2 separate regions of the Homo sapiens genome follow, and region 2 is linked to region 1. Evidence: chromatin contacts called from ENCODE Hi-C data. All regions are on one chromosome and are shown on one strand. Each heading gives the region's core, a stretch centred on a gene start or an enhancer-like site at or near the end of the contact. The rest is flanking DNA. Distances are from core to core; before and after follow the strand shown. Region 1 overlaps SEC14L1 (SEC14 like lipid binding 1). Region 2 overlaps TBCD (tubulin folding cofactor D).

Region 1 (2,908 bases), core at 302-2,801:
CTTCCAGTTCACATGCACCATGGGCTACTGGAATTTTTTTTTTTTTTTTTTGGAGACAGGGTCTTACTCTTACTCTGTTACCCAGGCTGGAGTGCAGTGGTGCAATCACAGGTCACTGCAGCCTGCACCTCCTGGGCTCAGGTGGTCCTCCCATGTCAGCCTCCTGAGTAGCTAGAACTACAGGCATGTACCACCACACCTGGCTAATTTTTATATTTTTTGTAGAGATGGGGTTATGCTATGTTGCCTAGGCTGGTCTCAAACTCCTGGGCTCAAGTGATCTGCACGCCTGGGCCTCTGGATCGCTTAGGTTTTAATATGAATTCTGCAACATCTTTAGTTTGGTAATCTTTGTGGATTGCTACAGAGTAAATTAAATTATTTACAAAGAATAATATTGAATAATTTAATTATTCACAAGGAATAATCTTGAAAGATCTCATGTGTTCTTTACTCATCTTCCCCCAGTGATAACGTCTTGCAGAACTGTGTGCACCAGCACAGTCAGGATGCTGCCGTGCGCATAGTCGAGACGCAGAGTGCTTCCCAGGCATCTCTCTCATGGCCCTTTTACAGCCACACCTGCTTCGCTCCTGTCCCCACCCCTTCCTTAGCCCCGGCAACCACTCTTCTGTTTTCGGTTTCTCTAGTTTTGTCTTTTCAAGAGTGTTATGGACAGGGAATCATACCGTATGTAACTGCTGAGGCTTTTTTTTTTTTTTAGCTTAGCATAATTCTCCCACGATTCATCCAGTTCCTCACCTGGATCAATAGTTCATTCTTTTTTTTTGCTGAGTAGTGTTCCGTGGTGTGGCTGCAGCGCAGTCCATTTAGCCTCACTCAGGAAGGACATCTCGGAGTTGTTTCCAGTTTCTATTATGAGTAACGCTGCTATGAATGTTTGTATATGGGGTTTTGTGCGAACATAAGCTCTCATTGCTCTGGGATAAATGCCCAGGAGTGCATTTGTTGGGTTGTATACCGTTGCATGTTTAGGTTTTAAGAAGATACCTGTTTTCTGGAGTGGTTGCACCATTTTACATTCCTGCCAATGATGTGGAAGGGATTCAGTTCTTCCACATCCCAACCAGCACTGTGTTTTATTTTAGCCATTCTGATAGTTGTATAGTGATACTCCTTTGTGATTTTAATTTGCATTTCCCTAATGGCCCTTTTCTCTAATGAACATCTCTCGTGTGCTTATTTGCCATCTGTGTGTCCTCTCAGGTGAGATATCACTTCCTGTCTCTTGCACATTTTCTAATTGGACTTTTTAAAACTCTTGAGTTGTTTTTTTTTTTTAATCATGGTAAAAGCACATGAAATTTACCATCTTAACCATTTTTAAATTTCAATTGTGTGTCAAAAGACAAAATTACAAAAAAATTTAGTGTATGGATCTTAATTGGCTTTTTTGATTCCAGAATCAGGCAACACCTCATTCTATAAAACAGAATTCTGTGAAATAGAATGAGTGTTCTCATGAGCTGAGCAGGGGAAGCTGGCTTTGTAGACAGAAAAGGGGTGAGGGAAACAGACACAGAGAACAGAGAGCAGATGGGTGGTTTCAGAGTGACTTCCCTTGTAAAGGTTAACGCAGAGGGGACTTCCTTACCACGCTGGCCCAAACTGGCCCATTTGGGGGATTTGCTGTTCTCTTTCTCCTGACTTCTTGCAAAGTCAGATAAACAACTTACTTTTGGCTTGGTGGTATGGAGGTTACCAAGAGGGACTCCATTTTGGTTTGGTCTGCTGGGCCTGGTGCAGGAGCTCAGTCCAAACCAGTGTTCTCCTGGCTCACTGTATTTATGTTGAGTTTTAAGAATTTTTTATGTATTCTAGGCACTAGTCCTTTGTCAGATACATGGTTTGTAAATCCCTCCTCCCATTTTGTAGTTTGTTTTTTCATTCTCTTAACAGGGGTTTTGTTTTGTTTTGTTTTGAGATGGAATCTCACTCTGTCGCCCAGGCTGGAGTGCAGTGGCGCGATCTCGGCTCACTGCAAGCTCCGCTTTCTGGGTTCACGCCATTCTCCTGCCTCAGCCTCCTGAGTAGCTGGAACTACAGGCGCCCGCCACCACGCCCGGCTAATTTTTTGTATCTTTAGTAGAGACGGGGTTTCACCGTGTTAGCCTGGATGGTCTCAATCTCCTGACCTCATGATCTGCCCACCTCAGACTCCCAAAGTGCTGAGATTACAAGCGTGAGCCACCGCGCCCGGCCTTAACAGGGTCTTTCGCTGAGCAAATGTTTTTAACTTTGAGGAAGTTCATTTTATATATTTTTTCTCCTGTGGATTGTGATTTTGTTGTCACATCTAAGAATTCTTTGCCTAGCCCAGGATCCCAAAGATTTTCTATTTTTTTTCCCTAAAAGTTTTAGTTTTGTGTTTTACATTTAAGTCGCTGATCTTTGAGTTAATTTTTATACAAGGTGTGAGGTTTAGATCAAGATTCATTGTTATTATTGTTTCAGCCTATGGATGTGTAATTGCTCCAGTAACATGTTGAAAAGACTGGCGTGCTTTCTTTCCCTCATTGCTTTTACATCTCTGTTGAAAATCAGTCGGTGTTCCCTGACAGGTGCAGATACTAAAAAATAAATCAGTTGGGTGTATTTGTTTGAGTCTATTTCTGGGTTCTGTATTTTGTCCCATAGATCTGTATGTCAGTTACCCCTCTCCTAATACTAGATGGTCTTGATTACTGTAGTTATAGAGTAAGCCTTAATACCGGGGTGACTGATTCTTCCCAGTTTATTCATCTTTTTCAAAATCGTTTTAGTTGTTCTAGTTCCTTTGTCTTTCCATATAAATTTTAAAACAATCTTGTCTATAATTACCACAAAGTCTTGCTGGGGTTTTGTTAGGAATGATGTTACTTATGGGGAGAATTGAGATCTTTACTAG
Region 2 (2,896 bases), core at 104-2,603, 5.7 Mb after region 1:
CTCTGCCTGTGCACGTGTGTTGCCGGCCCCGGCTCAGCTGTGGCAGAAGTCAGTCACCTGTGGAGTTATGGAAGTCCAGGCGGCCACCCCAGGCCGGGGCCTCATTCCGTTAAGTAGGGCCAGGTGTCTGTCCTCTCACGCGTCCGAGGTGGCTGCCGGCGTGCGGGTGTGACTGTCGATGAGAGCTCTGAGCTGGGATATCTGGTGACGGCTGCCCCTGCTTGGTCTTGCGGTGTGGCTGGGGAGAGGATTACTGGGTGGAATGTAGCCGTCCGCCTTTTGTGTTGACCTCTTGACCTCCCTTTTGGGAGGCTTATTAATGTCAAAAAGTGAAGATATGAGGATGGGATCGTAATTTCTTTGTGTTGCTTTCCAGTAGCCCAGGGACCAAGCTGTGGGAACCAGGCCTCCATGTGCTGGCCCCACCGTCCTCGTGGTGCCTGTGTCTGTCCAGGCTTAGTCCTCAGATCAGCTGCTTCACCACATTGGCTGCAGGCTGGGTGGCAGATGCCCCCAGGAGGAGGAGAAGCATTTCTTCCCAGGGCTTTGGCCTGTGCTGTGTGCCTGGAACCTTTAGGTGCTGTGGCTTCGCAGACCCGGACGCAGCGTGGAGGCCAAGCGGTGTCTGTACAGGACCCTTCAGTGATGAGGGTGGCCAGGCTCCAGCCAGGTCCTAGGGAAAGCTCTCCGAGAGCGACGGCTTAAGCAGTTCTGAAAAATTGCAAATGATCTGTGTTCTTGGAGAAAGAATGGGAGAGAAGCACTCACTCACAATAATGTTGCACCTACTGTGTGCGGGTAGGGTGCAGGCAGTGTGGTCCAGTGTGAGCGGGGAGGGTGCTGGTTGAGGGGTTAGTGCTCGGGACGCAGCCTTTGGACCCAGTGCCCTCCCAAAACTCTGCTCATCAGTGCCCCTGAGCTCAGCATTGACCCCTGGAGGAACTGGGCGCCTTCCCTGGTCTCAGACTGTAAGCCTCCTCGGGAAGCAGCAGTTGGCTCCTGATGCAGCTGGCCTCAGATCCTGTTGGGAGAGCAGGATTGGTGAGGAACCTGGAGAGGAGTAGGAGGTGCTGCCTGATAGCAGAGGTGGGTGATGGGGGCAGAGAGGGTAGCAGGGGCCCAGTTCAGTCCTGTCTGGTTTTCACGTGGAGCTTTTTATAGAGTTGTGCTTCTCAAGCCTTTCAAATGCCTCACAGCGGCAGTCCGACGTGCAGTCAGTGACAGCTGAGTAGATTACCACCCTCAGGACTAAATGCAAAATCATCTTCACTGGGTGCAGCATTTACAGTTTTGGTGCTGGAACCTCCTAACCAGTGTTCTTAGGGGCTGTCTTACCAGTGAAGGGAGCTGCCTGCTGTTGACGCTCCACAGGAGGTTTGCGGCATGGCTGCCATCTGTGTTGTGGCCTGGGACTTTCTTAGAGAGTGGGTAAAAGATGAGTCATCTCTTGTGTGATTTATCAGCTTCACTTGTGCTTCCAGGGCTCTTTGAAGCGTCTCACTTTTTAATTTCATGAAGAAACAAATGTAGTGCAGAGAACAGAAAGCTGCTGTGTGACCTGCGGGTGCCCAGCCTGTGGGGCTTCCTCATCGCCCCCATCCAGGCAGATCGAGTGCCGGCTCTCTGTGCTCTCCAGGAGGTGGCCTTTCACAGCAGGGACGTTCTGTGCTCTTATTTTAACAACTGTAAGAATCTGAGCTTGGTGACAGTTGGGTGACCCGGGCTCTGTGTCTTCGTGTTGGCCAGGGTGTGTCATACACCTGGCCTGGCCTGCGTGCCTCACGTGTGGTGGGGATTTGTGACTGTCCCCAGCACCTTGACAGAGGGTCCTTGACTCTGCGACCCTGCACAGTGGGTGGTGGCAGGTGGGATCTTGGTTCACAGGCACAGGTGGGGAGAGTTGCTGGGCCAGCGTGGCTGGGTGACTTTCCTGTGGAAAGAGCGGGCTTGGGGCTTGGTGCGTGATCCCACCGAGGCCGGGGTTGTGCTTGGGGCACTGGGGGAGAGCAGAGCAGGTGATGCATATCCGGGCGCCCACCCTAGCAGCACAGGAAGGGCTGGGATCACCACTCCCCGGGGCACCGTGGGGACAGCGGGGGCCTGCTCACTCCCCGGGGCACCGTGGGGACAGCGGGGGCCTGCTCACTCCCTGGGGCACCGTGGGGACAGCGGGGGCCTGCTTGTGTTGGGGGTGGGGCTCCTTGCCCCCCAAGGGCAGGCCGAGCACCAAGTCTGTGCTTGCCCCACTGTGCAGCGTTGCAGGTGCAGCAGACATGAGGCCAGCTGCTGCTCCCTGCAGGCAGCTGAGGGCCTCTGGGAAGGCTTCTCTACAACGTCCTGTGGGAACTGGAAACCCAGATGTCAGTGGAACCAGGTGTTCTGTCCATCACTGCCTCTTACCTCCTAGCAAATTCAACACTGGCGTTTTTTTTTCTGAGCAAGTTGAGCTGCATTTTTGGGACAGGAGCCATGGCTGTGTGTGCTGGTGCTGAAGGGAGGGTCTGCAGGGACGGCCACACGGATGGCTGTGTGTGCTGGTGCTGAAGGGAGGGTCTGCAGGGACGGCCACGCGGCTCTCGGGAGCCGTTTCCTGCGCTCGGGCTCTGCACCGGCAGGCTCCACGCTGAGGGTCCCTCCACATCCACCCCATCGTGGGAGGGAGGCTCAGTGCTCTGCAGGGGCCTGAGCAGTCGGGGAGACACCCCCTGCCCACAGCCACCCTCTCTGGGCTATGTGGGAGGTGCCCACGTTTCCACGCCTTCCTCGTGGAGGGTGTGGCGGGCTGTCTGTGCCGCGGGGGTACTCGGCTGCACTGTGCACAGCCCTCACCGCCCAGTGCCGAAATGGGAAGGCCTGACAGGGCGATGCGGTCTGCACCAGCTACATCTGCAGAAGT

What was found. A loop is a pair of places that touch in the nucleus more often than their neighbours do. Pooled maps may share reads with other maps.
Region 2: a loop to region 1 is called in a pooled map of psoas muscle, with 26 times the contacts of the local background. The contact joins two enhancer-like sites. A Hi-C loop is called at or near these places in 2 of 50 pooled maps.

What each region holds. Positions count from the first base shown.
Region 1 is chr17:77,187,705-77,190,612 of GRCh38, forward strand. The region is part of intron 3 of SEC14L1 (SEC14 like lipid binding 1); the gene reads left to right. Among named protein-coding and RNA genes, the nearest start is that of SEC14L1, 48 kb to the left of the region's middle. Within about 2 kb of position 1,552, at least 5 of the 41 ENCODE cell types and tissues checked have a DNase peak (open chromatin) inside an H3K27ac peak, as active enhancers do.
Region 2 is chr17:82,862,743-82,865,638 of GRCh38, forward strand. All of the region lies in intron 13 of TBCD (tubulin folding cofactor D), which reads left to right. Among named protein-coding and RNA genes, the nearest start is that of ZNF750, 24 kb to the left of the region's middle. RefSeq lists an enhancer at 1,286-1,795 and a silencer at 2,086-2,165. Within about 2 kb of position 1,354, at least 17 of the 41 ENCODE cell types and tissues checked have a DNase peak (open chromatin) inside an H3K27ac peak, as active enhancers do.